2 separate regions of the Homo sapiens genome follow, and region 2 is linked to region 1. The links are chromatin loops, found by intact Hi-C in ENCODE. Cell type or tissue: heart left ventricle. All regions are shown on one strand. Links, peaks and the distances in the headings refer to the core of each region. The heading gives the core; the rest is flanking DNA. Region 1 overlaps LOC124901056 (a long non-coding RNA gene). Region 2 overlaps GRAMD2B (GRAM domain containing 2B).

Region 1 (16,220 bases), core at 2,848-10,847:
TTGTTAAAATAGGTCAACATTGTTTTCATGCTTTTATACTAACCCATTATATGCCTACAACAGCATTTAGATCCAGGATAGATTCTGCCTTCCAAGTTGTTCATCTTTAGTCTCATTCAGGGTGTTCTTGATTGTTCTAGTAATTTCCTAACCGATCTCCTTGTTTGCTTTTCCCTCTATAAGCCATTATCCAAATGGTTGCTGATCTTACCTTTCTAAAACACAGGGAGGATCACATTTCTCCCTTTTCACAATTCTTCCACTGCTCTTTAGGTTAAGATCCAAATTCCTTCCCAGGGCATTCAACATCCTCCAAAATCTAGCTCTAGCTTGGATGACAATAAGGTCTCACTCTGTCACTCAGGCTGAAGTGCTGTGCCACAATCTCAGCTCAATGCAGCCTCAACCTCCCAGGCTCAAGTGATCTTCCCACCTCAGCCTCCCAAGTAGCTGGGACTACAGGTACATGCCACCATGCCCAACTAATTTTTGTATTTTTAGTAGAGATGGGGTTTCACCATGTTGCCCAGACTGGTCTTGAACTCCTGGCCTGAAGCCATCTGCCTGCCTCAGTCTCCCAAAGTGCTAGGATTAAAGGCATGAGCCACCACCGTTCCTGGCCCAGCCTCCCCTTCTTCTCTAAATCCTAACATCCCAGAGTCCTCACCACTCTCTGGCCCCTCCATGGAAATCCAAGCTTCATCCCTCCCCCCTTGCTTTTCATATTTCCTGTAATGTCCTTTCCCCGCATCGTCTGACAAATTCCCACTCAGCTTTTAAGATTTTCTTCTCTGTAGGCTTCCCTGCCACCAGTAGAGTTGCTTTCTCTGTGTGTAACACCATCCCTATATTTTTATGCAATGACATTTGCCATTGATTATAACCGTGTGCGCATATCCGTCCCTCCCACAATTCTGGGAGACCCATGCCTTTTCATCCCTAGTGTTCTGCATGGTGAATGGCACTCAACAAACGCTGAAGTGAATTCAATCTCTCAGCCCATGGACCACATTAACAACAAGATGAGATAAGGTATTTAGGTCAGCTTAAATTTTGTGTCCCAAAGATGAGCTCCATTTTCACCCATCACAATTGTGTCTCTGATAAGTCAGCAGAAATTGAAAATGCTAATCTTTCCTCCTCTAACTTCCAGATTGAGGGTAACATCCCAAATATGCAGGGAATAGCTTAAGGATAGCATCATTGACCCTATTTCAACTCTTTCTACTGATAGAAAAGAATGATGATTTCAGGTATCATGTCCTACCTTCTATTACAGTCTACAAACCTCCTGGCAGAGACACCAACTGTGAGAGCAGTCACTGCTGTATGGAAGATAATACGTCTGCCCAGTGCAGCCTCCTGGGCAGAGACAAATCTATTGGCTGTTTCAAGGCCACGAACATATAACATTTAAATGTGAATTTTGGCAAATATGAAATATTAATTTTTTTTACCAGTCTATATGACTTCCATTTTCCCACCCCCTTCTAAGAAATATACAATTTTCCTGCTGAAAACTTTTCTCCAAGTGATACCTCGTGACATAATCCTAGATGGTATTTCCGGGGAAAATAAAGAACATGTCTAGATAACATTGGCTTCAGTGATAGCAATGTTTAGCTTTCACTTTCCTCTTAAGTTTTCTTGGAAACAATGCCTTATACTGGTAGCTTTTTCTGGCTTAGTGGAGCATGAGGATTCTTTTTTCAATCAAATGCAGTCCTATAGCACTGCAGTGTTGATGGTGTTTTGCTTTGCTGTTTGTTGTTTTTGTTCTGTTGCTGATTGCCACTGATCTGTTGGATGTTTGACCCCTTATTGGTTTATTTGGAGACTGAAACCCAATAAAATCCAAATCAACACTACAATACAGTGGATGCAGAAAAAAAAAAAGTTGCCAGCCTAACAATGCTTTCCTTAACAAACCACTAGAGATACCCAGTCTCATATTTCACTTGAAAGTCAATGAGAAGAACCATTTGTTCTGTATTGTCCTACTCCTTAATGAGCTTAACAAAGAAGTAGAGAAGTGCTCAAATCAGCGTACAGCTCAATAAACTTTCACAAAGCAAGCCTACCAAAGCAACCAGTGCTCAGACCATAATCAGCACACAAAAGCCCCATTTGTGCTCACTCCTCAAGATACCCCCCACCCAAAACAACCTCTATCCTGCTTTAACTAGAGATTAGTTTTGCCTGTTTTGAGCTTTACATAAATGGACTCGTTCAGTGTGTACTTTCATGTCGATTTATTTTCCATACATTATATGTGTGAGATCCATCTTTGTTTTTGCATGTGTCAATGATTTGTGCATTGTCATGGCTATATAGAATTTTTGTTTCAAGAGCATCTAAGCAAACAAGTATTCTGAGGAAAACGCTTTGAGATACATGGATCCCAGTGTTAGAATATAAAAGCTTTAATCAAAAGAGCAAAAAGTAAATAAGACCACCTCTGGAAACAGCCTGAAGTCAATTGTTAAGAAGCAGCTGTTTCAGGAGAGAAGTAGAATGGTAAAAAGCTCTATGGATATGTTAATTTGCCTGATTTGATCATTCTACAATGAATAAGTGTATCAAAACATCACATTGTCCCCCATGAATATGTACAATTATTATTTATCAAAAATACAACTAAAGAGAGCTCTCAGATAAATCAGAAAGGCCATCTTAGAAATACCCAGAACTGAGTCAGGGATCTTGGCTTAAAGGGAAATAAGACAGCCTTCCAAAAAGGTTTTGATTTAGGCTGTCTTTGTTCTCATCTCTTCAGCAAAACCTCTTTTTTGCCTCTCCAGTTCCGACTTTAGAGCCCTAACTGTTCTGAAGCCAATACCCCACTTAGGGATCAAGTTTTGCCACAGCTTTCCACACATTGTATATACATGACCTAACCATTCCTCATGGGAAAGAATATTAGCATTCTGTTGCTACCTCTTTAAAACACAATATCTTGGCTGGGCGCAGTGGCTCACGCCTGTAATCCCAGCACTTTGGGAGGCCGAGGCGGGCGGATCACGAGGTCAGGAGATCGAGACCATCCTGGCTAACACAGTGAAACCTGTCTCTACTAAAAATACAAAAAATTAGCTGGGCATGGTGGTGGGCACCTGTAGTCCCAGCTACTCGGGAGGCTGAGGCAGGAGAATGGCGTGAACCCAGGAGGCAGAGCTTGCAGTGAGCCGAGATCGTGCCACTGCACTCCAGCCTGGGTGACAGAGTGAGACTCTTTCAAAAAAAAAAAAAAATGATTTCTTGTATTATTATCAAAAGCTCTCCAGATTGAGGGTAACATCCCAAATATGCAGGGAATACCTTAAGGACAAAATTGTAAGTTTGATACTTTGTAAGTTTGATACTTCAGTGCTGCCACTTTATGAAACTTTCTAAGTTACTATTGTTACTAGCTAACTGATATTTAAGGCACTAACATTTTTACCAATATTTCATAATACTAGCACTGAAGAGAAGTTTTTATTCTGTTATGAAGATGTTAATTAAAGCAATTATCAAAATGGTCCCATAAACATTGAGACCATATTCTGAAAATATAATTACCCTTTATTGTTTTTCTCTTCCTTGAAAAAAAAAAGCCCAAATTCACAAAAAACTTTAGTTTCATAAAACTCATTTGAAGTACATTCAGTAGTTTTTTAAAAGATATTAGTTTCAGTGGCTCTGGAAAATATTCCAAGAATCTAAGCTTTTTCCTACATTCTTCTACTTACGTGAGATTAAGTCTATGATAGAGTTCAAGTGTCCTGGCTTTAAATATTTAACAGGAACAAGAGTAGAGGTGTTGGAATATTTACCAGGGTATTAGTAAGAGGAAGGAGTGGTTTGTCAGCACATGGTTATTTGAATTCTAGCTATAAATCCAAACCCAGATAAGAAGACACCAAAAGTTCATTTCATCAGCTACCAAGATACACTGAAAAATTTAAAGTGGTCATAAATTGTATTAGCTCCTCCCATCAAGAGATAGATTATTTCCCCACCATGTGAATCTAAGTTGGATGACTCATGACTGCTTGGACTGATAGAATAAGTCAGAAGTGATGTTATGTGACTTTTGAGCTTGAGCTTCAAGAAGCTTGCAATTTTGCTCTTGCCTTCTGGACTTGAGGCCTTCGTGTAAGAAAAGTGAGAGAGGCCACTGCAGGGAGAGACCAGGCGGAACACACTCTGAAGGCCCCAACAAACCTGTCTTAGTCCATTTGTGCTGCTATCACAGAATACCCAGACTGAGTATCAAGAACAGAAGTGTCTCAGTTCTGGAGGCTGGGAAGACAAAGATCAAGGGGCCAGCATCTGATGAGGGCTGCTCACTGCTTCCAAGATGGTGCTTTGGATAGTGCATCCCCAGAGAGGAGAAATGCTGTGTCCTCCCTTAGCAGAAGGACAAAGAGCAAGTCTACTCCCACAAGCTCTTCCTATAACAGCATTAATTCATCAGGGCTCAGCCAAACACATCCCAAAAGCCCCACCTCCCAGCACTGTTGCACTGGGGGTTAAGTTTCTAACACATGAATTTTGGGGGACACATTCAGACCATAGGACAACCTCCTGATAACAGTTAATTATTTGAATATACCCCCGGAAACAGCAGCAACATAACTGCCTAATTGAGCCCTGCTCAACTTCGTGAACAAATTGCCAATTTAAGCCACTACATTTGGGAGAGGTTTGTTATACAGCAAGAGATAACTGAGACCGAGCCCATTTCATTGGCTACCAAACACACCAAGTCAGTAAGGGAAATGTACTAGCATAGTTGGGGTTTTACTATCAGGTCTCCACCTTCAAATTTCTACAGCACTGCTCTGCCTAGTTTGGTCACAATTTATTTCCAATCAAGACAACTGTAGTTGACTCCTGGTTATCTGTTCCTGCCCCTATTTACTTCCCACATCAATCTAACGTCCACGTTATTCAAGTGGCTAGGATCCTAATTAACATTCTCCCTGCCGTCACTCTTCCGCTCAAGCCGTGGATAAAACCCTGTCCGTGGGATAAAACCCTGGGCCCAGTATTCATAACCTTCATAATGAGGCTTTGCCTGACTTACGAGAGGTAGAGGAGTATTTAACCATTGACCCCCAGACCCCACAGATCAAGGGTTATTCCCCTGACCTCTGGGCATGTGCCATGGCCTAGAAAGTTCCTTACAGCACCAAAAATCTAATTTCTTTATATTTTCTTTAGATTAATAAATTAATCTAATACCTGAGATATTAGATGAAGCACTTGAAGTGAGACAATCTCAGCTAAAAATAAGTGGAAGCCTGCAGAGAATTGTCCAGTATAGTCACAGCTGAAATCAGAGGGCCAGTCAAGCATTTGTGAATCCATGTGCCAGCTGTACCTGCTGCTCCCTGTCTGAGGTCATAACATCAATATCCATTTCCTTAGGAAGCCACAGAAAGTCTGATGTAAAAGGTCTCCTAGGAAGTGCACAGATATCCTGGACCTCCTAAGCTGTTTATGCAAACCCTGAACCTCCATAAATCATCTTTTCAAACAATGTTATCTCAGTTAAATTTATCCGTGGACTGTGTCTTCCCAGGAAAAACTTACAAGACAATCAGAAACATCTCCTCTAGAACCACCTGATATAGGATTATTTTGTAAGAGAACAACCCAAGGAGCCTCTATAACCCCAAGTGATCAAAACTTAAATCAATAAGAAATTGACATCGTGTGCTTCTTGATCTGATGCACTGAGAACAACACAAAGATTATCATTGTGGCGATCTTACCAAAGATACAAAACCTGAATTTAATCAGAAAGAAGCATCAGAAAACCCAAACTGAGGAATATTCTTAAAACAAACAAACAAACAAACAAAACTGTCCCGTACTCCTCAAATTTATTGACGGGGGAAAAAAAAAAAGACCAAGGAACTGTTTGATTGGAGAGACTAAGGAAACATGCTTATAAAATACAACATGGCCCCTGGGTTGGACTGCAGCCTAGAAAGACAGCTGAAAATTTTGAATAAGGCCTGTGTATGAAGTAGTATTGTGTCAGTGTTAGTTTTCTAATTTTGATTAATTGCATTATAGTTCGATCTGGATGAAATGATGAAGTAGCTCTTGTAAGAGTTCAAAATGAGAAGTTAAAAAGTTTAAGTTGTTAAAATCAGTGGATAGCAGATAATGAGCAATTGGAAGATGATACCTGAAATAGGCAGATTACAAATGACGTTTGTCATATTTAGTTGGATATTGGTTGACTTGAGCACTGATTTGCAACATGTGTTTGGGGCTATCCCACTACACCCCCAAGTTCACACTCACCTATTTTTACTTGAATATGTCACTTAATTCTTAGAGAAACTTCAGAATAGTGTTGCTCACAGTTCACTTTGATTTTACAATGTAAAATATACATATAAATATTTTTACAAGGGGAAAAGAAAGAGGGAATATCATACAAACAAAAAGCTAACTTCCAAAGAGATAGTTGAATTTCACAATCAATTAAAACAGAATCACCTGGGAAGCTTGTTAAAAAAAACTCTGATGCCCAAGTCTCACACCAAACCTATAAAATCAGAATGTATAGGTGTGGGGTATTTGTACAAGTTCTGTGCAATTGTGAGGCATACTAAGAAAGTTTGAGAACCACCATTTAAGAAAATAACTGGTCTCTAAATTAGGACTCATTATCCACTAGATGGTGCCAAGAATTCAAAGATGGAACTTTGTGGTACAATGTCTATTTTCCTTTGAGTATACAGTGTGTTCATTTTCCTTCTTATCCACTTTCTCTTCGACCTCTCCCCAACTTGTAGGAAAGGGTTACATCACACCAAAATAGATATTTTGTTCAGTATCAGTCTAGCAGCTTCTCCTTGGATTTTGGTTATAACAGACAGGCTCGTTCTGAAGGGATATTGAGAGGAAGTTGTGTGAGTACTCTTCCCTTAGCCTTTTACTTTCTCAGTGCAGATATTTAGAAGAGGAAAATCCACTGTAAGAGGTGGCCTCATTGGCAATGAGTGATTGGATAAGAAAGAATGGTCTGACCAGTTCCTAAAAGCCATATTTAGCCGTTTGTGGTTTTGATCCCTGTCCTTTCCCGGAAACAATGACTTCAAGAATGTACCACAACTATTTGGTATGTTATATCAGTTAAATAATAAGTCATATTATTAAATATCAGATTACTCTTAAGCTACCACTGCCTCAATGGAAAAGCATTTGACAATTTCTTAAACTGTTTTATCCTTTCTTTATCCTCAGGATTTTTGCAATTAAAAAATCCTGTGCAGATGATAATCTCATTTCAGTTTTTCTGATGAGTTTATGTGTTTGGAATCTGCTCCAAGGCATTGTGTTTATCCTCATGAATGTTTATTTTTAAATGTGTATCGAATAGAAATGGCTAGAAAGCCGAGCAAGACAAATAACATTTTATTAATCCTTGTCTTAGTCTCTTTGTGCTGCTATAACAAAGTACCTGAGACTGGGTAATTCATGAAAAAAAAAAAAAAAAAAAAATGTATTTTCTTACCATTCTCGAGGCTGGGAAAGATCGGGGCACTGGCTTCTGATGTGGGTTTTTTGGCCACACCCTCACACGGAAGGAGGAACAGGGGCAAACTAACTAAACAGTTCACGAAGCCTCTTTTATAAGGACCTTAATCCCACTAACAAGGGAGAAGCCCTCATGGCCTAATCATCTCTTAAAGGCCTCACCTGTTATCACACTGGCAACCTTTGAATTTTGGAGGGAACACATTCAAACCATAGCAGTCCTACAAATATCTATTGAGCAACAATATGTACCAGGCACTGTGATACACATTGGTGTAGGGACACAGGGTTGAACAAAGCAAAAAAATATAAGCTTTCATGAATTTGCATTCTAGCTGTGAGAAATGTACAGAGGAAAAAAATAGCAAGATAATGATAGAGTGACAACTCTTTTACTTCATAAAGCAGAGAGGTGTAATAGTTTCTGCACAAGCCAGGATTATTTTTGACATTGTAGTCAGGGGAGGCTCCCTGAGAAGGTGACATTTGAGTTGAAATTGAATGATGACAAGAAGAGCCAGAAAGGAAGCTATATAGTCAGTGGGCGGAGCAGGTGCAAAGATCCAGGGGTAGAAACAAGTGTGGTATATTGCAGATTAGGAAAAAAACCAATGAAAGGAAGCATGAGCTAAATGAGGCTGGAGATATGGGCAAAGACCTGAGCAGGGCCAGAGGTTGCAATTTAGTGAAATAGAAAATTAGGAGATTTTAAAGGGAAGAGTAACATGGTTTTTTTCTTATTTTTAAATTTTAAAATCATCCTGGATCCTGATTGTAGAGGTGATACAAGTGGGAAGAGAGCAATTGGAATACTGCTGCAATAGTCTAGATAACAGATGGCAGCTTGGACTAGTAATAGGAATACCAGTGGAGAGAAGCACTGAAATTCTGGATGTGTTCTGAAGGCACAGCTGATAAGATTTGTTGATGAACTGCACGTGGGGAACAAGGGCATGAGAGAAATCAACAACACCTAAATTGCTTTTACATCAACCAGGTGGATGAGGAAGCCCTTTACTGGTCTGTCCTTACACTGCTAATAAACACATAACCGAGGCTGGGTAATTTATAAAGGAAAGAGTTTTAATTGACTCACAGTTCCACACGGCTGGGGATGCCTCACAATCATTGTGGAAGGTGAATGAGGAACAAAGTAAAGTCTTACCCGGCGACAGGCAAGACAGTGTGTGCACGGGAACTCCCATTTATAAAACCATCAGATCTCGCGAGACTTATTCACTGCCACGAGAATGGCATGAGTGAAACAGCCACCAAGATTCAATTATCTCCACCTGGCCCTGCCCTTGATATGTGGGGATTATTACAATTCAATGTAAGATTTGGGTGGAGACACAGCCAAACCATATCAGAACAGTAAAATGAGACAAGAAAAATTCTGGAGGAGAGCTGTAAATAAAAATTCTACTTTGGTCACAGTAAGTTTGAGGTGTTTATTTAATAGGGAGAAGTAAGAGGGGAATTATAAGACTTGGACATCATCAGCATATAAATAGCATTTAAAGTCATAGGATGAATAATATTACTGAGAGAATGTGTCAATAGAGAAGAGTATCTAGGACTGATCCCACTGACTCTACATTGATGTTGTATTGTTACTCTCTCAATAAGCCTTCAGTGATTTTCCTTGTTTATTTATTTATTTGAGAAAGGGCTCACTCTGGTGCCCAGCCTAGAGTGCAATGGTGTGATCATAGCTCACTGCAGCCTTGAACTCCTGGGCTCAAGCAATCCTTCCACCTCAGCCTCCCAAGTAGCTGGGTCAGTGGTTATTTTTGTTTAAGTAATGTAGTTAAAATCGATATTGGTAAGGTGAGAATAATAATACTGCATACAGTTATTGCAAGGAGCAAATGAGGAATATGTAAAATATCTAACACATTGCCTGGCGGAGTAGGAAATCGATAAAATATGACCTTTTTTTCCCCTATTTCCTTCCTTGGTAAGAGTGGACTCTGCAGTAAATTGCAATAGAACTAAAATCTCTCTATTGGCTCAGATGTCTTTACACAGAGAAAGTCTTAAGAATCATCTGCCTCTGCATTTCCAAAAGGAGATTCTTCCTATAGGATATTAACAGTTTTCCATTTCTATCTGGTTGAGCCTGAGTTAATAAAGTTGAATAGATTTATTAAATGCAGACCTTCATAGAGACCTCTAAGGGACAAAAATTGTGTGCTGTATTTGCCAACTTCCACACAAGCTAGAGAAATTGTCCACAGACCACAATTTAGGAAAGCATTGATTTACTCCAAGCCCCTATTTTACATAAGAGAAAACTGAGGCCAAGGGAGATAAGGTAACTTGAGTAAAGTTCTACCACTAGTAAAGTGTTCTGACACCAAACTTGGAGCTCTTTTTTCTAGAATATTCCATCACTATGATGTCGCTTATTATTACTAACACTACCCCAACTTTCCAACAGCCTTTCCGTCTGAGTAGCCTACTTCAGCTCTTTTCCTAAAAGCTGAGTTTACGAGGCATCTATATGGGGCTTTCAGGTAGATAAGATGCCTAGAGAAAGCAGCCAAGTGCCTCTATTTGTCTGAAATAGAACCCCTGTGGTTTATGAAGAGTTGCCTACATAAGAATGACTTTGTTACATATTCATAATATGGAGTAAGAGATAGAGTTTTTCCTTTTTTTTGGAAAAAAAAAAGCACAAACTGAGTAATCAAACTGTTACCGTATTTATGGCCTCATCTCCAATAATACGTGGGACCTTGGATCCATTCACCTGAGGTAAAATCTCTGAACTTTCATTTGTCTGCCTGTTATTAAGAAAGGCAGTAAAATGGAAGTTAATATTTGCTAAACCTTTGACCTATAATGCAGTTTCTAAATCAGCAGAAAGTATCTTTGTAGAGTTAAGCAGGAAAGAGAAAAAACAGAGCTTTGCCAAGTGCCTTTTCTCATCACCATTTCGCAGAGAAGAAAACTGGATAACACAGGCAGTAAACCCTCAGCATGTCCAAGGGCCCTTAACATGTTAGGCAAAAGGCAAGATTGGAAGCCAGGTTTGTCTCACATTAAAGGTGTATTGCCCCTTCAGTGAAAAAACCTGGAGTGCAGTCATTAGAATGGTGAGAAGAAGGGCTTCCCATAGACCTGAGAAGAGTTGGGTGGTGAGTACTACTCTCAACTTTGCCTGGTGACCATGGAGGGAAGTGGAAGTACGGAAGGGGAAGTGGGAGATGAAGTGGGATTGTAGTGGCAACAGTTTGTAGGACTAACAATACAATTTTTAGATCTTTAATAGATGTCATCTACCCTACCCTAAAGCTACCTTTCCTATTCTCATGATAGCAGACCTCTAAAGCATATCAGACTTTGATCCCAGGAAGATCCACTGTATTGCCTAAGTTCATCCTGCTGACCTACTGAACCTGAAGACCCTCTCAAAATTACCCTCATTTAGCTCAAGTGGTTGGCAACAGTTAAAACATAATTGCCCCTGGAGCTATTATCATCTTACTGCATTAGTGATATGAATATAGGATCTGAAGCAGTTAGCTATTGCTGTGTAGAAATCCATCTCAAAACCTCAGTTGGAAACAATTATTTATTATTTTTTATGAGTCTACAGGTGTTCAGGTAGTTCTGTTGATCTACATCAGTTAGATTTTGGCTGGGCTCACTACTGTGTCTGTGGGGACTTGGCAGGTCACTGGGGAGCCGGGTGGTCTACGACAGCCTGAATGACTCAGCTCTGTGCCATGTGGTCTCATGTGGAGGATACCTCTAATTCAGTCGTGTAGTCATAGTGACCACAGGGAAGGAGTAGAAACCCACGAAGCTTCTTGAGGTCTAGACTCAGAACTGTCACAGTATCACTTCTGCCACATTTTATTAGCCAAAGCAAGTAACAAGACCAGTCCAAGTTAGAGTAGGTAGAAATTACAAAGCTATAAGGCAAAGGCTATGGATATATAGAGGCCATTAATGTAGCTGGGATTATCAATGCATTCAATCTAACACAACCTGAGGGCAAATTTTAATTGAAAGAATAGGAAAGGGGCTGGACGTAGTGGTTCACACCTGTAATCCCAGCACTTTGGGAGGCTGAGGTGGGCAGATTTCTTGAGGTCAGGAGTTCGAGACCAGCCTGGCCAACATGGCAAAACCCCATCTCTACTAAAAATACAAAAATTAGCCAGGTGTGGTGGTCCATGCCTGTAATTTCAGCTACTCGGGAGTCTGAGGCAGAGGTTGCAGTGAGCCGAGATTGTGCCACTGCACTCCAGCTAGGTGACAGAACAGGACTCCGTCTCAAAGAAAAAAAAAAGGAAGGAAAGGAAAGGATAGAGAATATAAGTTGTTTGCATTCTAAATAATCTCTTGCATAGATCTCTCTTGTTCTATTACCTAGTTTTGAACTCAAGCAAATTGTACTCTTCTTTCTCATTTGTAAATCTTTATCTTAGTATATCCTATGCAAGTAAATCATCTCCAAATGTACACTTTGTTTTGCAATGGTCTTAGATTAAAGTGAATTAAGTACCTAAAACTATTTAATTATTTGAGTTCAGCCAATCAGATTTTTGTCTGATACAGAGTGAAAAAAAAGAAAGAAAAACTTTAATGCCATTTCATTATTATTCTAATTAATGAGCAACTTTACTGTCTGCATTAGTGACACGGTAGAACAGCTAAAAAGAAGGAAGTTTGAGTAAGTTCAGCTTCTCTGTGAATTTGCTTTCCAGCATGACAGGTTTATCATCAGTAAATATTCATTGAGTCCCCACAGTGAGAAAAGAATCATGATGAGTATGACACAAAACATATTCTAAAGAGAAATATATATTCCGATTACAGAATGCACATATGAGACACGGGTGATAAGACATTGATCATGCCATTCAATAGTGAATATCAAAGTTGTGTTAGGTTTGTTTAATTTATGTAATGAATAGGCATGAACTTGTAGGACAACTGAGGACCATTTGGGGTGAATTATGGTAGAGCCTTTGAGGTAACACACAATCACTGTCTTCTAAAGTGAAGAAAGGCATCAGGATTGCGGAAAGACATACGTCATCATGAGTAAAGGGTCAGTGATGTGACTCCAAGTCAACATCAAGATAAGATGAAGCTCTTAAGGCAAAGACGTAACATTATCTTAAAGGTCACATTGAATGTTTCTGTGGTCATTTGCTTTCTCACACATGTGGGTTTCAAGTGCGGCTGGTGCCATCCCTCTGAGCAGACGCTGAAAGAGAAAACTTCTGAGATAGCACTTGTGAGCGAAAAGCACACCAACTGGCTCAAAGAGCTGTGGTTGGGCAGATCTGGTGTAAATACAAAGTTCCTTCCCGACATTTCCCAGAGTTTCTTGAAGATCACCTGGCCTCTAGAAGATGACAAGGAGACAGCAAGTCCTACAAGCAAAAAGGAGCATTCAGCAAACATTCCAAGCACAGCTTATGCCCTGGAAGAGTATGTTCCACGGGAGAGAAGTGAAGCCAGTGGGTCCGGACCTGGAACTGTAAGTGACAGGTCTCAGACCTGGAAAAACCATTTGGGAGTGGAGTGTGGCTTCTGTGGTTTAAAAGGCCTTTTTGGTATCTTAAGGACAGAGTGTCTCCACATGGAGAATGTCTTTGATTGCCCACTGGGGGAGTTTTCCTTGTTTATCATCAGGGTCTTGAGTAAAAGCAAGAATTATCCCACATACTGTAATGTCCTCAGAAACCCCTGATACAAGTACATTTTGCTTATAGGTGTATTGCACAAAACTGGAAGTTTGAGGTTTGTCATGTCACTCAAGCTGAAAGGGGAATTCAAGTGGAGACAGCAGTGAGCAATGCTAGGAGTGGCTTGAAAGATACAGTTGCAATCTAAGACTCTATGTGTTCGGGAGAACTCAGTATTTGCCATTTCAGCTCAGGAAAACTAGGATTATAAGATATTTGCATGAAGTCACACTTGCCATGTCAACTCTCTACATTTTGGTTTTAGGTTCCTTTTAACCTAGAAAGGTAGGTTTGGGTTTGGGTTAGGTTTTATGAGCTCCTTGTAAGCAGGCACTATGGGTTAGCTTTTTGGTTTTTTAGGTTTTGCTTTGCTTTTTACTTTAAATTTTGTACAACTGCTAGCAGAGTAACAAGTATATGTAGAGATATTTAATTTGTTTAAAAATTCCTCTATTATTCTGACTATAATTGCTTTAAAATCCCTCAAATAATCCTATCTTCAAAGAATAAATAATTGTATTGAAGGGTTGTTAGGCTTAGCCCAGAGCTAGGGCAATAAATAGAATGTCTTCAGAAAGACATGTGAAGGGTACACATAAACACTGTGAAGAAAAACACTGTCTGTGAGGCATGATGGGAACTGAAAACATAACATAAAATATAAATGGGTGGGAAGATTAGGATCTCTAGTTTCCTTTCAGACTGGGCTTTGGATTCTACAAACCTGCATTTGAATCCCAACTCTGCTGCCATTTAACTGAATGTGTTGACTAGGAAAAGAGACAGTTTCTCAAGTTTCAGTTTTCTTAATTCCGAAATGGTAAAAAAAAAAAAAAAAAAAATTCTGTTTCCTAGCATTGCTAAGAGGATTGAGTAAGTTTCTATATGTAAAATGCCAGGCATATAGAAATTACACAATGAATAAATTCCCTCTGCTCCTCATCTTCCATTTCTGAAAATCTAACAAGAAACACTGAAACACGGTATCTCAGATAAACTGCCCAGGGCTCTGCAGTTCTCGTGATGGCCCAGCCCAGTCACCAAACCCTACCTCACGCTATAGAGTTTTCACAGGTGCTTTGGGCAGAGGTCCCATTCTAACTCTAATTTACCAAAAATCTCAAAATGATGTCTTTCCTGTCTGGGTTAATTGCTCACTGTGGCTGTGGAGGAGTTGGTAAGCCTCTATATCTGTGTTTGAGTGTCACAAACTGTGGGACATGAGACCAGTTCGATAGGCACTCTGAGCCTCAGTTCTTCCTCTGCAAAATCAGTGTAATACCTACCTCCCAGAAGCATTCCCAGCAATGCACACAAGCATGTTAAGCCTACCACCATCACCCCAAATGTGGTGACCTTTCAAAAACTCCTTGCCAGTTTGTTACCCAGTTGGGTCTCCTCCTTTGTTTTTTATTACTAGTGGAGAATATTTTTTCATTTGTTATTAGCCACATGCATTTCTTCAGCTATAAATTGCATGTTTATGACCTGACTCACGTGTTAAAAGATCCTATGAGCTCAATTCTGAAGACCAAACGATTTTTTGATCGGGCAGCATCATTTCAGTCACCTCTTCTGAATTTGGCCTGGCCTTGCTACACTTCACTGTTTTAAAAAATTGCAGGATGAATGCTAAATTGAAGAAATATGTATAATCAACAGCAACATAGATACAAACTATTATATAATAGTATATGAGCCTTTCACTTTACCTGTCTTTAATTTCATGCTTTCTAAATAACTTAAGATTTTGTTGACAATCATCATTATTAGTGTTCTTTGTTATTGCCATTATTACAAACAGGTGAAGTAAACAACTACCTAGAAAATTATGATTTCAGGATTATCAGGAAGAATTAAGGAAAAGTACCAAAAGTCCTGGCCTTGGACTTATGTAGACATACATAAAAAAGAATAAAAACACAAGATCTTCAAAAGGAACAGAGATACTCAAAGTCATTAATTCTGAATACATTTCTATGTATATTGTTTAAAATAGTTACCAAGAAATAAACACTAACATTTATGGTTAATTAATTTTCAACAAAATGGGCAAGATAATCCAATGGGAAAAGAATAGCCTTTTCAACAATAGTGCCAGGACAATATTCTAAAGAATGAAATTGGACCCCTACCTTACAACATACACAAATATTAACTCAAAGTAGATCACAGACCTTATATAAGAGCTAAAACTATAAAAATCTTAATAAACATACGAGTAAATAATCATTGGGTTGGGCAATTATTTCTTAGGCCCAACACCAAAATCGCAAGTGATAAAAGAGAAAATTGATAACCTGGACTCTACCAAAATGGAAAACTTTCTTTGGTGCTTCAAAGGACACCATGAAGAAAGTGCAGAGACATCCTATGAAATGATAGAAAATATTTACAAATCATATATTTTAAGGAACTTGTAGCCACAATATATAAAGCATACGAGTCAATAATAAAAAGACAAATAACCCAATTTTAAAACGGGGCAAAGGATTTGAATGGATTTTTCTCCAAAGAGAATACACAAATGGCCAATAAGGACATGCAAAGATGCTCAGCATCATTAGTCATTAGGAAAATGCAAATCAAGACCACAATGCAACGCCACTTCATACCCACTCGAATGGCTATATCAAAAACAAAAAAAAAAGAAGTGTTGGCAAGCATGTGGAGAAACTGGAACTCTCATCCACTGCTGGTCAGAAATGTAAAATGTTACGACCATTTTGGAAAAAAAGTTTGTCAGTTCCTCAAAAAGTTAAATATAGCAATTTCATTCCTAGGTATATAATCAAGGGAATTGAAAACATGTGTTTGCATAAAAACTTGTACACAAATATCCATAATAGCATTATTTTTAATAGCCAAAAAGTAGAAACAATCCAAGTCTCCATCAACTAAATAATGGATAAATACAATGTGGTATATCCATACAATAGAATATTTTTGGTCACAAAATGAGAT
Region 2 (16,220 bases), core at 7,903-15,902, 130 kb after region 1:
AAATACAAAATCAGCCAGGCATGGTGGTACATGCCTGTAATCCCAGCTACTAGGGAGGCTGAGGCAGGAGAATCACTTGAACCCAGTGGGTGGAGGTTGCGGTGAGCCGAGATCGTGCCACTGCACTCCAGCCCAGGCAACAAGAACGAAACTCCATCTCAAAAAAAGAAAAAAATTAGCTGGGTGTGGTGGCGCATGCCTGTAATCCCAGCTACTCAGGAGGCTGAGGCAGGAGAATCACTTGAACCTGGGAGAAGGAGGTTGCCGTGAGCCAAGATTGCACCATTGCACTCCAGCCTGGGCAACAAGAGCAAAACTCTGTCTCAAAAAAAAAAGCTCATTTGCTTCCTTCAAGCTGGCAGTACTTACATAAAGCCCATCTCTTTGAGAATATGTGAGGCATTTTCAAGAAGTAGATGTTCAAGTGAGTGTGAGTTCCTAGGGAAGGGGGAAGTCAGATCATTTTACCATGGCTGTGCGTGACTCTATTTTCAGGGATTGAAGTGATGTGATCCATTTTCCTTTGAGATCAAACTTGGTTGGAGAGGTATAACATAAATTATCATGAACTTCTCTGTTCTTTGTGCCATTTGATACATTCTTATAGCACATTGTATTGAAAAGAACCCACATTTGGAATCAGATTGGCTTGAATTCCATCTTTGTAACTTCTTATGTAGGACATGCACCTCTCTAAATAAATTTCTTTATTTCTCATAATATTGACTATGTATGATCATAATTAAATTAAATTCTATCTGGTAAATAGGTATCAATAATGGTAGCTTCTATAGTTACTGTTGTTGTTATTCTTTGTTGAACCAGAAAAGTATTTAGAATTCTTTTATGTCACCCATCCTGATTTCATGAAACAAGTGAGGAGGCGAATGAAATTTTTATTCAACACTGGGCATTTTGCATATATTATCTCACTTAATCCACAGAAAATCCTGAGAAGCAGACGAGGCTATCTCCAATTTATAAATCAAAAAACTGAGGCCTAGAACGGATAGCTTACAAGGGGGAGTAGGTCATGTAGATACAGGTTGAGAATCCCCTATCCAAAATGCTTGGGACCAGAAGTGTTTTGGATTTCAGATTTTTGCAATATCTGCCAACATATAACTGGCTGAGCATTCCTAATCCAAAAATCCAAAATCTGAAATGCTCCAATGAGCATTTCCTTTGACCATCAATATCAGCATTCAAAAACTTTTAGATTTTGGAATAGTTTGGATTTATGATTTTCAGATTAAGGATGCTCAACCTGTAGTAACAGAACTGAGCCAAGAATTCAGGTCCCAGATTTTCTATCCAGTGATGGTCCTATTATACCAGTGCTTTTTAACATGCACCTAGAGACAGAGGAGAGTAGGGCATGTGGAAGTTAGCCCAAAGTGGATGACCACAAGCTTGAAATTTCTTTAGAGCCTTGTGCTTATCTTTAAAATGAATACATATTTTGCATTCTATTTCCATGTCTGAAGATAAACGTTTCCCACCAAGATCTTCAGTCCAATTGATGATTAAGATTTATCCTCTGGCTTAGTAAGCCCCACTTTGAGGAGCTCAGTGATACATCCCTGCCACTCTGTAAGACTGGCTTTTTTTCATGGAGGCTGGAGAGCTTGCTGCTGGTTTTGATTTCTGTTTACCTTTTTTTTCTTTTTTCCTTAAATGTGAAGATTTGAAGTGCTGTTCTGTCAAGTCTGAACTGGCATTAACTTGCTGATTCTGTTTCAGATCTCTATTCCAGCTTTCTCGGTAACCCTAATAAAGAAAACCAAAACTGCTCTTCTAGTGCCAAACGCCCTGATCATAGCAACAGTCACAGACAGGGTGAGTATGCAGCCGAGCGAGGGCATCTTTGCTTTGTCCTCCTGCTCTGGGCTCTGCTGCCTAAGGGGTCTCTTGCCAAGGACCAAGACTCCAAACCATAAATATCATCTCCTGTGGTGAATCAGGAAAATTCCATAAGACTAATTTTAAAAATTATAGCCTGTAGACATTCATGTAGTGCTGTTTCCCTTCACAAAGTGATTTATTCTCATAGAAGTGTTGCCAATTTTGAATTTCCTGCTGACTTAATTATACTTGCCTGACCAAGGTCAAAAAAATAAAATTCTTTCTCAACTTCTGCTAGGTCAGGCTAAACTGATACATTCAGTTCCTTTAATAATAGTCTTAAAGGGAAAAAAAAAAAAAAAAAAAGGAGGTCAGGCCTTTAATTCCAGCACTTTGGGAGGCTGAGGGCTGAGGTGGGAGAATTGCTTGAGCCCAGGAGTTGGGAACCAGCCTGGGCAACATGGTGAAACCCCGTCTCTACAAAAAATATAAAAATTAGCCAGGTGTGGTGGTATGTGCCTGTGATCCCAGCTACTTGGGAAGCTGAGGTAGGAGAATCACTTGAGCCCAGGAGGTAAAGGCTGCAGTGAGCCATGATTGTGCCACTGCACTCCAGCCTGGGCAACAGAGAAAGACCCTGTCTCAAAGAAAAAGAAAAAGGACAAGGCCAGGCATGGGGGCTCACACCTGTAATCCCAGCACTTTGGGAGGCCCAAATGGGCAGATCGCTTGAGTCCAGGAGTTCAAGACTAACCTGCGCAACATGGTGAAACCCTCTGTCTTCAAAAAATACAAAAATTAGCCGGGTTTGGTGGCACACACCTGTGGTCTCAGCTACTGGGGAGGCTGAGGTGGGAGGATTGCTTGAGCCTGGGAGACAGAGGTTGCAGTGAGCTGAGATCGAGCACCACTGCACTCCAGCCTGGGTGACAAAGCGAGACCCTGTCTCAAAAAAGTAATAAATATATATAAAGAACAAGAACAACAAAACCACCACCTTACTGACAGGGTGAGGCAGGCAGGTTGATAGTGAGGAGTTCCTGGTGTGGGGGTGGCCAGCCTCCCCATAACCTCAATCAATACCTCCCTAGAGCCATTCCAGATAAATAAAACTTGCACCTGCTCTGCAACTGCAGGTACAGGATCAGTTTTTAGACCTGCTTTACTAACAGCTTGCCTAAACTACCTTCTATATAGAAATTCCAGAGCTGAATTGACTATTGGGCTACCACAGACATGCACAATCAGAAAAATTTACATTAAAGTGGTGTCTATTTCAGCTTGGCAAGAAAGAGGGAGTGGAGTGGTCTGGTTACTTTTCACATGAATTTTTTTAATCTTTCATGAATTATTTCTATGAAAGCATAAACTCTACATTCTATAGATTTCATTTCTCCTTTTTCCTTTTTTATTTTTTCTTTTTTCAATAGAGATGGGGTCTTGCTATGTTGCCAAGAGCTGGTCTCAAATTCCTGGGCTCAAGTGATCCTCTTACCTCAGCCTCCCAAAGTGCTGGGATGACAGGCATGAACCACCATGACTGGCTATAGATTTCCTTTCTAACCATACTAGAAAACTTGTAGAGAGGAGAAGAAAGAAGGAAAGATAAAAGAGACCATTCTGATAAGCTAGAAAATATGTTAATATCTATTTGGGGATTTTTTAGAAATACTAATAGCCAACAGGCATCAGTATTTCCTCCTTGTCAGGCCATGCACTAATGCTTTTTTTATATTTTCTTGCTACCACCCTGTAATGGATAACTGTTATTAAGAAAACTGAAAGTTAGAGGGGTTAAGCAATTTTCCCAATGTCACCCACTTAGTAAGTGTAAGAGCCAGAATTTGCAACTGGATCTGCCTGATGCCAGAACCCACAATATTAATTACTTTGGAATATAGTACTTGCTCGGAAATAATTCAAGTTCCCTCATTGGTGAATGAGAAGGATAATCACAAACTCATGGAAAGGAGGTCTGAAAACATTCTATGGCATAAATAGATGGAAAAAAAGTAAATTTTTATATTTTCTGAACATATTGTTTATGGTAAAATCATTTTTCCTCATGTCATTTGTCTTCACATGATTTGTCTAGCTTTGATTTTACTCCTTTCCCATGGCTCACTTATAAGTCTCCACTAGAAAATCTCCATATTTGTACAAGGAAGAATCTGGAAGTGGCAAGAAAGAGAGCTAGCCTATTAGAGCCACTGGGAAGTTTTCAGTGGAAATCTAGGTCAGAGCAGAGAAGGCGGACCCTCGGGAATTGTTAAATACCCTTAAAAACAAAAACAGAGGGAGAGAGATTTTAAAGGGGATCTAGTGAATGTCACCAGCCTTTTCTTAATGTCCAGGCCTTTTCTTCTCTGGGCTTGTTTGAGGCACCAGTGACAGGCTTTTGGAGCCTTCATTTTGCCCTACATGTATTTATTACTCTTAAATTGGGTTTGAAGATTTTGTTGCTTTTATGGGAGAATGTTTGCTTTATTACAGGAATGGAATAAAAATGGAATGTTTGAGTGAGAGGAATGAGAATATAGATCAAAGAGAGGTCCATGTTGTTTGAAAATGCAAAAGCTGTATACAGATACTTTTCTGAACTCTCAACTCTCACTTCTCATCCGGCAATATCTATTCATAATTATCCTGTTTTGTTTTTCAGTACATATTTGTCTCCTTACTCTCCAGAGATTCAACTTACAAACTACTAAAATCTGTGTGTGGACACTTAGAAGTGAGTATGATGTCCCTGAGCCTCAATTACTGTCTCTCTTCTGTATTTCTTATGGTTTCATAGTTAATCTGGCTTTTCGTTTTGTTCCAATAATTTCAGAATACAAGTGTTGGTAACAGTCCCAATCCATCTTCTGCTGAAAACAGTTTCCGAGCAGACCGCCCTTCATCTCTGCCTCTGGTAAGTTGCCCACATAACTATCTAAATGCAAAAGAAAGGGAATATGTCCCACAATTACACTTGTGCTTACACCATGACCAGGGTGTGGGAAGAGCTTAGGACCAAAATATTTGAGGTACAGTTGAAGAAACAGGGCATATCTTCCTTGAAGAAGAGGAAACCATAGTAGCCATAAACTTTTTCCAAGTAATTGAAGAGTTGTCCTGCAAAAAGAAAGAAACACCTAGTAGACTATCTTGGTGAGTTACTGGTCAGTGAATGCATTCATAAAATCTTGCTCTGTTTGCTTGTCAATATTGGCTTAGAGGGATTCACAAATCTATTTGAGGTAGGACTGAATCATCCCACAAATCCTTAAATGTCTTCTGTGTTCAAGGCACCATGCTAGTGCACACTGTAGGATACCAGGAAAAATTAAAACTAATTTATGCCTTCAGAGACTTCACAACTTAGAAGAGAAATGAATATGCTCAGAATTAACTGTAAAAAAAAAAAAAAAGAAAGAAAGAAAGAAAGAAAGAAAGAAAGAAAGAAAGAAAGAAAAGAAAAAAAAAGAAAGCTATAATGCCCAAGTGACAGGTAAAGATTGATTCATTCCCTTAGACTTTGTAAACCGTAGAGTAAATCTCCAGTGGGAAGTAGCTCCCTCTGTGTAAGATTTGTACCCATAATGGTTATAATGTTTTCCCAAGAGAGTTCCAACCATACCATTCAAATGATTATAAATATTCTACATTAGTGAAGCAATATGAGCCCATGGTTTCAACAACTCCCACAAATCTTTTTTTTGAGAACAGTTTAAAAGTAATGGGATTGAAAGCGTTTTCACACAAACACTTGTACAAGAATGTTAATAGCATTATTCATCATAGCCAAAAGGTGGGGAAAACCCTAATGTCCATCAACTGATTAATGGATTTTTTAAATGTGGTATACCTATACAATGGGATATTATTCAACCATAAAAAGGAAATTAAGGGCCAGGCGCAGTGGCTCACGCCTGTAATCCCAGCACTTTGGGAGGCCGAGGCGGGTGGATCACAAGGTCAGGAGTTCGAGACCAGCCTGGCCAACATATTGAAACCCTGTCTCTGCTAAAAAATACAAAAAATTAGCCAGGCCTGGTGACGCATGCCTGTAATCCCAGCTACTCAGGAGGCCGAGGCAGGAGAATTGCTTGAACCTGGGAGGTGGAGGTTGCAGTGAGCCGAGATCACGCCGCTGTACTCCAGCCTGGGAGACAGTGCAATGAGACTCCATCTCAAAAAAAAAAAAAAAAGGGGAGATGAAGTACTGATACCTGCTACAATATAGCAATATAGATGGACCTTGAAAGCAGTATGCTAAGTGAAAGAACCCAGACTCAAAAGGCTACATACTGTATGATTCCCTTTATATGAAATATCTTGAACAGGAAAATCCATAGGCACAGAAAGTCAACTAGTGGTTGCCAGAGAATGGGGTGAGGGAGAAATTGAGAGTGACTGCTAATGGGTATGGGCTTTCTTTGGGGGTTGATGGAAATATTCCAGAACAAGATTGTAGCCATGGCTGTACAACATTGTGAATATTCTAAACACCACTGAATTGTATACTTTTAAATGGTGGATTTTATGTTACCTGAATTTTATCTCAATTTCTTAAAAATCTACCTTGAAAAACAGTGGTGGGAAGCAGTACAGAATATAATGTAACACACTTGATTTGGAATCCAAGAAACCTGGTTTTAAATCTGGGCTCCACCCAGCTATGTTATAGCATCAGGCAAGCTTTAACTGCTTTGACTCAGTTTCTTCATCCATTAAAATGCCAGCTTCATGATGTGGCTGTGAAGATTAAATGCAATCATGTATGTAAGGAGCTTTGCATACTGCCTGATATGAGATAGGCATTCAAGAAATCATTACATTGAAGAAATTTTCAATTTTCCTTCTCCTATAAATCCTTGTATGAAATCGAAATGAGTGTTGAGATGAACAAAAGACAGCTAGTTCAAGGTGAAAGGTTGGTAATTTGCTTACAAGATGAGTCTCTTCTTCATTTGGCAGCTGACTAAATTGTTAAAAGCTCAGCCTAATTGTACCTTTGCCAGGACATTTTAATGACACCATTTGTCTCTTCAGTTCTTAAGCACTTTGGGGAACCAGTAGAATACAAAGTAGAATGTCTGTGCTTTTTACCTTACTCCTACATCATCTTTCTAAAATTTAAATGTACTATCACTAACCCTGTTTTGATTTAGTTGAGGGGAGAAAAAAAGCTTAAACTTTACTTTCAGGGTCTAATTGGCTAAAGCCACTTTTCCTTTTCTGTTTCCAATACTTTTTTAAAAAAATTATAAGTTAGTAATATCTTTCTCTCTGTCTACATATTTGAACTTGGATTTAAAGCTTTCTATTTTTTTCTCTTATATATGTCTGTAGTAATCAGGTTTTCTCATTACGAAGTGCTAATGAAACCTTCAGCTTCACACTGGAAGCTTCTCAATTATTGGCATTCTGGGTGTTTTCCTAGACATTTGTTGTTTCGAACGAGTTGGCCAGTGTTTGTTGACAGAATTTTAACTGCCTGAAAAATCTGTTTCAGTAACCAGATACTCAGTCATCTGTTGGGAAAATCCCAGTCGTATGGAGTAATCCTTCCTTCTATTCTATGTTTTATAGGTCAGGCCTAGGTGAAAGGGCTGGGAGTTACAAAGGCCTGCCTGTTTACTAAGGGAATATCAGCCTGTCTTCATTTCACTGTTTCCTTTCAGGATTTCAATGATGAATTCTCAGATCTGGATGGAGTGGTTCAACAAAGAAGGCAAGACATGGAAGGATATAGCAGTTCTGGTTCTCAAACTCCTGAATCTGAGAACTCTCGAGGTTTGGGAAATTGTTGTATTTTGACTAAAATTTAATTCCCCTCAAAACATCCTCACCCCACCCCCTTAAAAAAAAAAAGAAAAGAAAAGAAAGAAAAAAACCCACATTGTCTTCCTAGTTAAAAATCAGGAATGGAATCTGGAGAAAGGATGCCTTGAGAGTTGGAGGGAAAAGAATTGCCTATGTGGTAAAAATTCATTTGCTTTTATGCACATTTAACAGAGGTCTTTTAAATAGACCTAACGTTGGGGTGGTTGAGAGAAAAAAACATACAATTTTGTTTTTGTTTTTGTTTTTGAGGCTGGAGTGCAATGGCACAATCTCGGCTCCTGCAACCTCCACCCCCCGGGTTCAAGCAATTCTCCTGTCTCAGCCTCCTGAGTAGCTGGGATTACAGGCATGCGCCATCAAGCCCGGCTAATTTTTGTTATTTTTAGTAGAGACGGGGTTTCACCATGTTGGTCAGGCTGGTCTCAAACTCCTGACCTCGTGATCCACCCACTTTGGCCTCCCAAAGTGCTGGGATTACAGGCGTGAGCCACCGCACCGGCCTATTTTCTTCCCTCTTATTTCAATAATATTTTTAATTGTTACAGCTGAATTATCCATGTGAGTTGGTTGGAAAATGAAAGACTATCCTTATATCACTTTATTACTTATTTGCTTAAGCATTCAATTTCAGCCCCAGCCACCACAACTAACTTGTGAGACCATCCATTCACATTCTTGACCATTATGCATGTTAAGGGATTGATTTACTTGGAGATTAATCCTGTTTTTAAATACATTGGAGAGAACACTTACCCAGCTCTGTTTTGGCTTAGTAGATTTCCATGCGACAGAATCCCAAACAGTTCTGAATGTCTCCAAGGGAGAAGCAAAGCCAACTCGGGCAGATGCCCATGTGAACAGAGTACCTGAAGGAAAAGCCAAGAGTCTCCCTGTACAGGGTAAGGAATGGATGTCTCAGGGGGGTGGGTTTAGAAGGATTGGAGATGTCTGTTTGTAACTTTTTTTTTTTTTTTAGACAGCATCTTGCTCTATCACCCAGGCTGCTGTAGTGCAATAACATGATCTTGGCTCACTGCAACCTCTGCCTCTTGGATTCAAGCGATTCTCGTACCTCAGCCTCCTGAGTAGCTGGGATTACAGACGCATGCCACAATGCCTAGCTAATTTTTGTATTTTTAGTAGAGACAGGGTTTCACCATTTTGGTCAGGCTAGTCTCGAACTCCTGACCTCTAGTGATCCACCCGCCTCAGCCTCCCAAAATGCTGAGATTATAGGCTTGAGCCACCATGCCCGGCCTATTTGTAACTGGGTTTCACCTTATGACTGCTTTTCATATTCCCTTTCCTCCCTTTGTATTATAGGTCTTTGCATATTAATTCACTTATTCTTTTAGCAAACAGTACCCAGTTCCGTGCTTACAGTGGGGGATACAAAAGTGAATAGCCTTCATGGAGGTCACTTCATGATTCTGAATACATGAGATTATCTTTCAAAAATTTCTGTTACTGTAACCCCAGCACTTTGGGAGTCTGCGGTGGGAGGATTGCTTGAGTCCAAGGAGTTCAAGACCAGCCTGGGCAACATAGTGAGACCCTATCTCTACAAAAAAGTTAAAAATCAGCTGGGTGTGGTACATGTTTGTAGTTCCAGCTACTTGGGAGGCTGAGGCAGGAGGATTGCTTGAGCCCAGGAGGTCAAGGCTGCAATGAGCTGTGATCACGCCACTGTCACCTGGGCAACAGAGTGAGACTATCTCAAAAAAATAAAAAATTTTCCAGTAAAACTCAAATTTCTTATTTACTAATTATTCTAATAACTAGCTATACTGGTAAGGGAGCAAGGATATTGTTATATTGTCCATCATTGATTCCAGTACAATGCTTGACACAAAGAAGGCTGTGGATAGGTATGTAATCAATGGAATGTGTTGGAAGGAATTGTAACCACTGGTTAAAATGACAACTGGGAGACTTGATATTTTCTCTGATTTCTTTTACCTGGGAACAATTACCTCTCTCAAGTACCCCATAGGGATATTGCTGGATAAAAGAAGTGTGTTATGGTTTTAAACAGTTGTTTTTTGTTTTCCTCCCAACAGGTCTGTCAGAAACTGTTGGAATCTTACATAAAGTCAAGTCTCAGAAATGTCCGATGCTTCACCATATTCTTATATTCTATGCAATTGTGTAAGTACATGAATTTACTGTGAGTGACTAAGAAAATGATTCCATTCGCTAAAGGAATAATCTCTTCACACTGCCAAGACCTACTGTAAATCTCAATTGTCTGAAATGTGACCTACATCTTTACTTTGACAATTTCTGTCTCCTACTTCAGGTTTTTTTCCTTAGGCTTAGGTCACATTTTCATGGTTGTGCCAAACCCTGCAGAGGACTAAGTTCTGAGTGGGTACCATTAGTTGGGAAATTGCTCTGTGAATTATGAAGCATCTTTACCCTTGTTATTTTTTTTACCTTATTTTTTTAATTGACATATAATCATTGTAGGTATTTATGGACTACATAGTGATGTTTTGATACATATAATGTATACTGATCAGATCCGGGTAATTAGCATATCCATCACCCTTATCATCTCTTTGTGTTGAGAACATTCAATATCCTTCTTTTAGCTATTTGAAACTCTATCATTGTTAACTTTAGTCATTCTACAGTGATATTCAACACCAGAACCTATTCCTTCTATCTAGCTATAATTTTGTTTTGCCATCTGTCCCATGTCCCCTGAACAGGGGCCAACACAACTTGAAAATGTTGTCCTCATCCCCTTTACCAAAAATGTAGGCATAGACTTTTTTAACTTCTAGCGTGTAACCAATTGTTCTTCTGAAAATAGCCTGACCCAGTTCTAGGCTGTTCCTCCCAACCAAGGAAAATATGCCCAGTCTGGTTTCCAGATAAAGGAGGGAGTCACCAGAGAACATGGCTAAGATCTGCCCAGGCTCTTCTGGCAGAGGACGGTAGTACCGCAGGGAGGAGGAACACTGGCTTGGTACTCCAACTTGGGTCTGGCTCTGACCAGTGCTATTAGAAGGGCCATTATTTGCAAATTAAGGGACTTGGGCTAGAGGATTTTAAGTCTCTTCTAGCTGTAAGTTTTATAACAAGCATCAGCCTGTTTAAAAAGGATGTTTTTAAAATCTTTTTACCAAGTTATTTTGGAAAATACCTTGCCTCGGGTGTACCACATTGGCACTGAGTTGTTTTATGAACATCAGATCCTGGCCGTTAACCTAACGAAAGTTTCTCTTTCATCCGTTTCCAGTGTCTGTGCACTAATCATCTCGACCTTCTACATGAGATACAGAATTAATACTCTGGAGGAGCAGCTGGGGTTACTAACCTCCATTGTGGACACCCATAATACTGAGTAAGACGATTGCCTCTAGCTGTCATCTGCTTGCCATTCTGCTTAATATAATAATTGACCTGAACTTAGCATCCTTCTTAGTAAACATTAATTGGAGATACATTCTGTATGTGACATTTTGTTAAGTGTATATGTGGAAAGTAAAAAGGTAGGAGGGTCTAGAAATGAATGACCTAACCCTGTACTATTTTGGAGTTGTGGTAATGTTGCTAGTAATAAGGCAAGAAACAAGCCTAATTTTACATTATCTTGCTCGAATATGCTAAGATGCAGTTGTGACCTTGCCCCATTTATTAAACTACACAAGTTTACCTTAGTAAAATGGCAATAAATCAAGACACTCAGAGAAAGAAGCAATTCAAGAAACTCAGCACATTTTATCATGTATAACTTTTTATATTAACTCACTTATTTGCAAAACTCTTGACCACTGTCAAGATCAATGTGACTAGTAATTAATTGAATGTGTCTGTGAAGATTTTCCATCAGTCTTTTTTTTAACATGCCTGGCCTAATTAAACCTTTTCAGACATAGAGCTCTTTTCTTTAAACCTATTTACAAGAAGCTTTTGACACATTGCCTAAAAAGTGAAATAATTTATGCCATGTTAGAAAGTGTACATTTAGCCCAAGTTTTTGAAGTAGAGATATTTCCTGACAGAGTATTCACCACATGCTGAAGGCTCTATTAGAATGGATACATACACATACAAATACAGATGATTTTTCCTCATTATATTTTCACCATAACCTTAGAATAGAACTGTTCCCATTTTACAGATGAAGAAACTGAGACTCAGAGTAATAATTAGTTTAATGTCTTACAGTTTGCAGATTCAGCTGCAGGTCTATATAACTACAAAGACCATGGGCTCCTCAGTCTACCAGTGGCTCTCAAATTTTAATTTGCATCAGAATTATCTAGAATTGTTTAAACAGATTTCAGGGCTCATCTCCAGAGTGCCTGATATAGTAGGTCTGGGATGAGGCCTGAGAATTTGCATTTCCAGCAAGTTCCCAGGTGGTGCTGATGGCAATGGTCTGAGCTCTATACTTTGAGAAATACTGTGTTATACCATTCTAGGACCTTTCTTTACTCCATAGGAATTACCTTTAGGTGGCTTACATGTATGCAGGCATACAGGTTATTTTTGACCCATAAATATACACTTGAACTAATAAAATACAAAAGCCTAATAAACAGTTTGGTATGGATTCATACTCTGCCCTTAGTTTCTCCCATCTTGTTCAAAAAGTTAATATTGGCATAGAGATAAGAAGTGACTCCAGGCCAGGCACAGTGGCTCACGCCTGATTATGAGACAAGGGCAATTATAGTTGTATGATAAATCTCAAAGAAGAAACTACAAAAGTCTCGTGTTTCAAGGGACATTTGATTAACTAGATAAGGACATTCCTAAACTTGTAAAGTTCTAGTATAAATAGCTCAAAAGTACAATAATTCTTGTAAGTTTATGCTCTGGTGGAGACAGAAAGGATATTAGGGGTTAATAAAAGGGTTCTAAGAAACCACGTGCTTGAAAATAATTGCCTGATTTTTGTTTAGAAGCCGAAACACACCATATCCACTTAAACAAAAATAGCTTAAGAGATTTCCCGCTGAGCTTTTAAGAATTAGTTCCCTAAACATCTAGCCTGGAGTTGCGGATTACTGCAGGGCTTTGTCTAATATTAACAAATGAAATGTTCATTCTCTTCTATTATAAACCAATTTTCTGTTCAAATAAATTTTAAATGTGTTCATTCCACTTCTTTCCTTGTCATCCCTGCCCATAATAATTTTTCTCTTTTTTCTTACAGACAGGCAGCACCATCTGGCCTGAGGTCACAAGTACAATTCAATGTGGAGGTTCTCTGTCAAGAGCTTACAGCTAACATAGTGAAATTAGAAAAGGTGACCTATTTCTTTCCTGTGTATGGGGGCAGTCACAGTAGTGCCTGTTGGTTGCCCTAGGTCAGGTCAGGGATTACACACTCAGACGCCGTTAGTGTGCCGCAATAAACCTACATGATCAACCCTGGCTAGGGGCTTTTTATAGTAAATGTGGAAGAATATTTTTTATTTCCACAAAGAAATAGGTCTTAATCTCATTTTCCTTGAAATACATAGTCTTGTAGGTCTTTTGTTCTTCCTCCTTGATTAGACATATTACTTAATAGCACAGGGCCCAGTGGTAAGTGACTACTGACATCGGAGCTTAATGTAGGGACATAGTAGGGAGTGAACTGGAGACCAACCACTGGCTTGGCCAGAAAGTACAGCCCCAACTCCACCAAGGCTGACTGTTCCCATAGGTAAAATATTGCATGTAAGTCCTATTAGAACCATGGAAGATAGACGTCATTGTTCCCTATCTGATAGGGGAAGAATCAAGAGTTTCAAATTAGCTTGCTGAAGGTGACACACCTAGAAAGGCAGCAGACGTGAGTCTGCTGAGAGAGCATTAGAAGAAAAATACATAAATAAAGTCAGCAGATCTGGAACCTGAACCAGGCCTGTCTGACTGCAAAGTTGTGCTTAGAAGCTCTCTGCTTTACTGTTCCTCAGAATTCAGCTTTAGGCTTTGTTGATAAGGCCACAGATGTACCTTTACCTCAAAGTATCTACAGTCCAAACAACGCTAGGGCAAAACTGTCCTTAGCCTGTGGCATTCTTAGAAGGCAGCAGGAGGGTGAGCTGGAGAAGAAGATAGGCATGCCAGAAATATCCCAGAAATAAACCTGATTTACATGTCTTATTTTCTTCTCCTTTATCTGATAACTACTTTGTTTTTACCCTAATCCTTCAGGAAAGGCTTAGAGAGAATTCAGTGTTCAATTACAACTGCTGTCACAAACGCCCAGTATCTGGTAGCTTTACATCATAGTACAGTTATGCTTACTTGGGAAGACATATTTCTTCATATTAAATACAAATTAGTAAAATTTCATATTAAATACAAATGAATAAAATTATCTTTGTTTTCCTACACTCAGTGTTAGTTAGTATTTAACAGCTAAAGTATTAAGAGCAAAGGAGTTTCCAAACTTATGTTCTAAACCAAGTCAGGTCAGAGAATTCATATTAAATCATTCTATTTATGGGCAAATGTAGAAAGTTCTTTACATCGAGAATCAACCTAGAGAAGGTATGAGTTAGCTTTCTTCCTTTCTAAAACATTAGTTTCTGAGAATTGAAGATAAACGATTTTTTTTAATGAAATGCTTACAAATGTTTGGCTTTCATGCAACCCAGAGAATGAAGTGGTATTAATTTTCAATTTTGTTCACTCTTACATACCAGTGATATTCTTTGGATTAGAAACACATGGGATCCTGCCGCCTTCTTTTGTGTTTCTTCCCACTCTCCCGCTGGGCCTGGCCGGGACACCACATTCTGTAACCAGGGAACTGAAAACAGAAGAGCTTGTTCACAGCAGGCAAACAGCCTCAGGTCTTGTGCAGGGTTCAGACAGCTTAGCAGGGAGGCCGGGGAGGTTTACAGGAGCACCAGTGGAGACTACCTTTGTCTCAAAGCAGAAACTGATTCAGTAAAAAGTGGATTTGGGGTCAAAATGCGCGTGTTGATGTTCTAAAAAGTTAGAAGTTGCACACATTGCTCAAAAGAATCTAAGTATTAAAAAAGAGGTACCAGGCCACACCCGTGCTCTTTTTGATTCATCTGCACCTTTCCTCAGAGGCAGCTGGGCACTAGCGCAGCACAGCCTGCCGGTGAAATAGCAGCTCCATGCTGTTGAAGGTCTTATACTCCATACCAGCAATTCCTTCTTCTCACCTTCGGGGGCCGGTGATGTCTAAGCCTCATGATCTTTCTCTGCTTATAACTTCCCTATTTCTGTTCATGGCATCACTGCTCTTTCAGTCATCCTCATTGGAAATCTAAGAATAATTTTTAACTCCCTCTTTCCACCTGCCACTGGTTGACTAGTTGGCAAATCCAGTGAAGTCTGTCTTCAAATGTCTCCTCAAAGTTTCTTCCCACAGGTACCATCCTAGTCCATTCAGCCTTCCCACTACCAGTCAGATAGTGTGAAGCTGGATCTCATTGTGGTTTTTGCTTGTATTTTCCTAATTATTACTGAGGCTGAACATCTCATATATTTACTGGCCATTTGGGTTTTCCTCTGTAAATTGCTTAATTCTCTCCTTTGTTTTAATTTTGGGTTTTGTGTGTGTGTCATCGTAGGTGTGTTTTGTGGATTTGGGATGTCAGTTCTTTGTTTTATTCCTTTTTCTACCTCCCACTCCTGTTTTTCCATTTATCTTTGGTCCTGAGGGATACATGAGGAAGAAACAAAGCAAGAAAGTTGGGGAAGAAAGCAATGTCTCTTACGGGAACTGAAGTAAACACTTATTTTCTTAGTTCTGGAAGTGGAATTAATGGTGGAACAGTATAGTAGAAAGAGCATAAATGTTGGAGTCAGGCCTTTGTTCTTATCCCTGCTCCACTGCTTACTACCCACATAACTCATCCTGCTACTTCAGCTCCCTGGCCCTTGGTTTCATGTGTAAAGCCTGTCTTTGTGTGGTGTTGTATGGCTCAGGAGCAGGCATGCCTTTGCTGGCACTTACATATCAGATCCCCTTCCTCCTCACTCACCTGAGAACACCCATAGGACATCACAGACTGTTCCTCTAAAAAACAATATGTTCTTTCTTTTCGTCTGCAAGGTTTCTACTCCCATCACAGGGCTGGTTGTTGAGAATTCCTTGCTCTGAATTCTTTTTTTTTTCCTTCTTTGTTTTTTTTCCCAAGACAGAGTCTTGCTCTGTCACCCAGGCTGGAGTGCAGTGCCGCAATCTTGGCTCACTGCAACCCCCACCTTCCAGGTTCAAGCAATTCTCCTGCCTCAGCCTCCCAAGTAGCTGGGATTACAGGCATCTGCCACCACACCCAGCTAATTTGTATATTTTTTAGTAGAGACAGAGTTTCACCATGTTGGCCAGGCTGGTCTGGAACTCCTGACCTCGTGATCTGCCCACTTCATCCTCCCAAAGTGCTGGGATTACAGGCACAAGCCACAGCACCCGGCTTCTATGAATTCTTACAAGTTCCTTTATTCAACGGTCATTTACTGAGAACATTTTTGATGTCCAACATCGGACCCGTCTTAAGATCCAAACATCTGACGTGGTTGGTCTCTGTCCCTGTGAAATCCACAACCTTCTT

The links. Peaks named below come from ENCODE experiments on the same cell type or tissue, not always from the same donor. Only the 100,000 strongest peaks of a DNase experiment are listed, where the experiment ranks them.
Region 2: a loop joins it to region 1, with 5 times the contacts of the local background. A loop is called at or near these places in 39 of 110 quality-filtered maps.

The regions. Positions count from the first base shown.
Region 1 is chr5:126,347,412-126,363,631 of GRCh38, forward strand. The region is part of intron 1 of LOC124901056 (a long non-coding RNA gene); the gene reads right to left. It also overlaps a transcript of GRAMD2B not described here. Among named protein-coding and RNA genes, the nearest start is that of GRAMD2B, 68 kb to the right of the region's middle. RefSeq lists an enhancer at 12,022-13,221. In heart left ventricle, for the core only: CTCF peaks have their summits at 6,677 (motif pointing right) and 6,878; no DNase peak of the experiment used is centred there; H3K4me3 peaks cover 352 bases; H3K27ac peaks cover 882 bases.
Region 2 is chr5:126,475,949-126,492,168 of GRCh38, forward strand. It overlaps GRAMD2B (GRAM domain containing 2B), which reads left to right. Exons shown (of 14, transcript NM_023927.4): 6 at 1,744-1,839; 7 at 4,508-4,579; 8 at 4,679-4,759; 9 at 7,515-7,626; 10 at 8,454-8,576; 11 at 9,738-9,825; 12 at 10,925-11,029; 13 at 12,851-12,944. Among named protein-coding and RNA genes, the nearest start is that of GRAMD2B, 61 kb to the left of the region's middle. In heart left ventricle, for the core only: no CTCF peak of the experiment used is centred there; no DNase peak of the experiment used is centred there.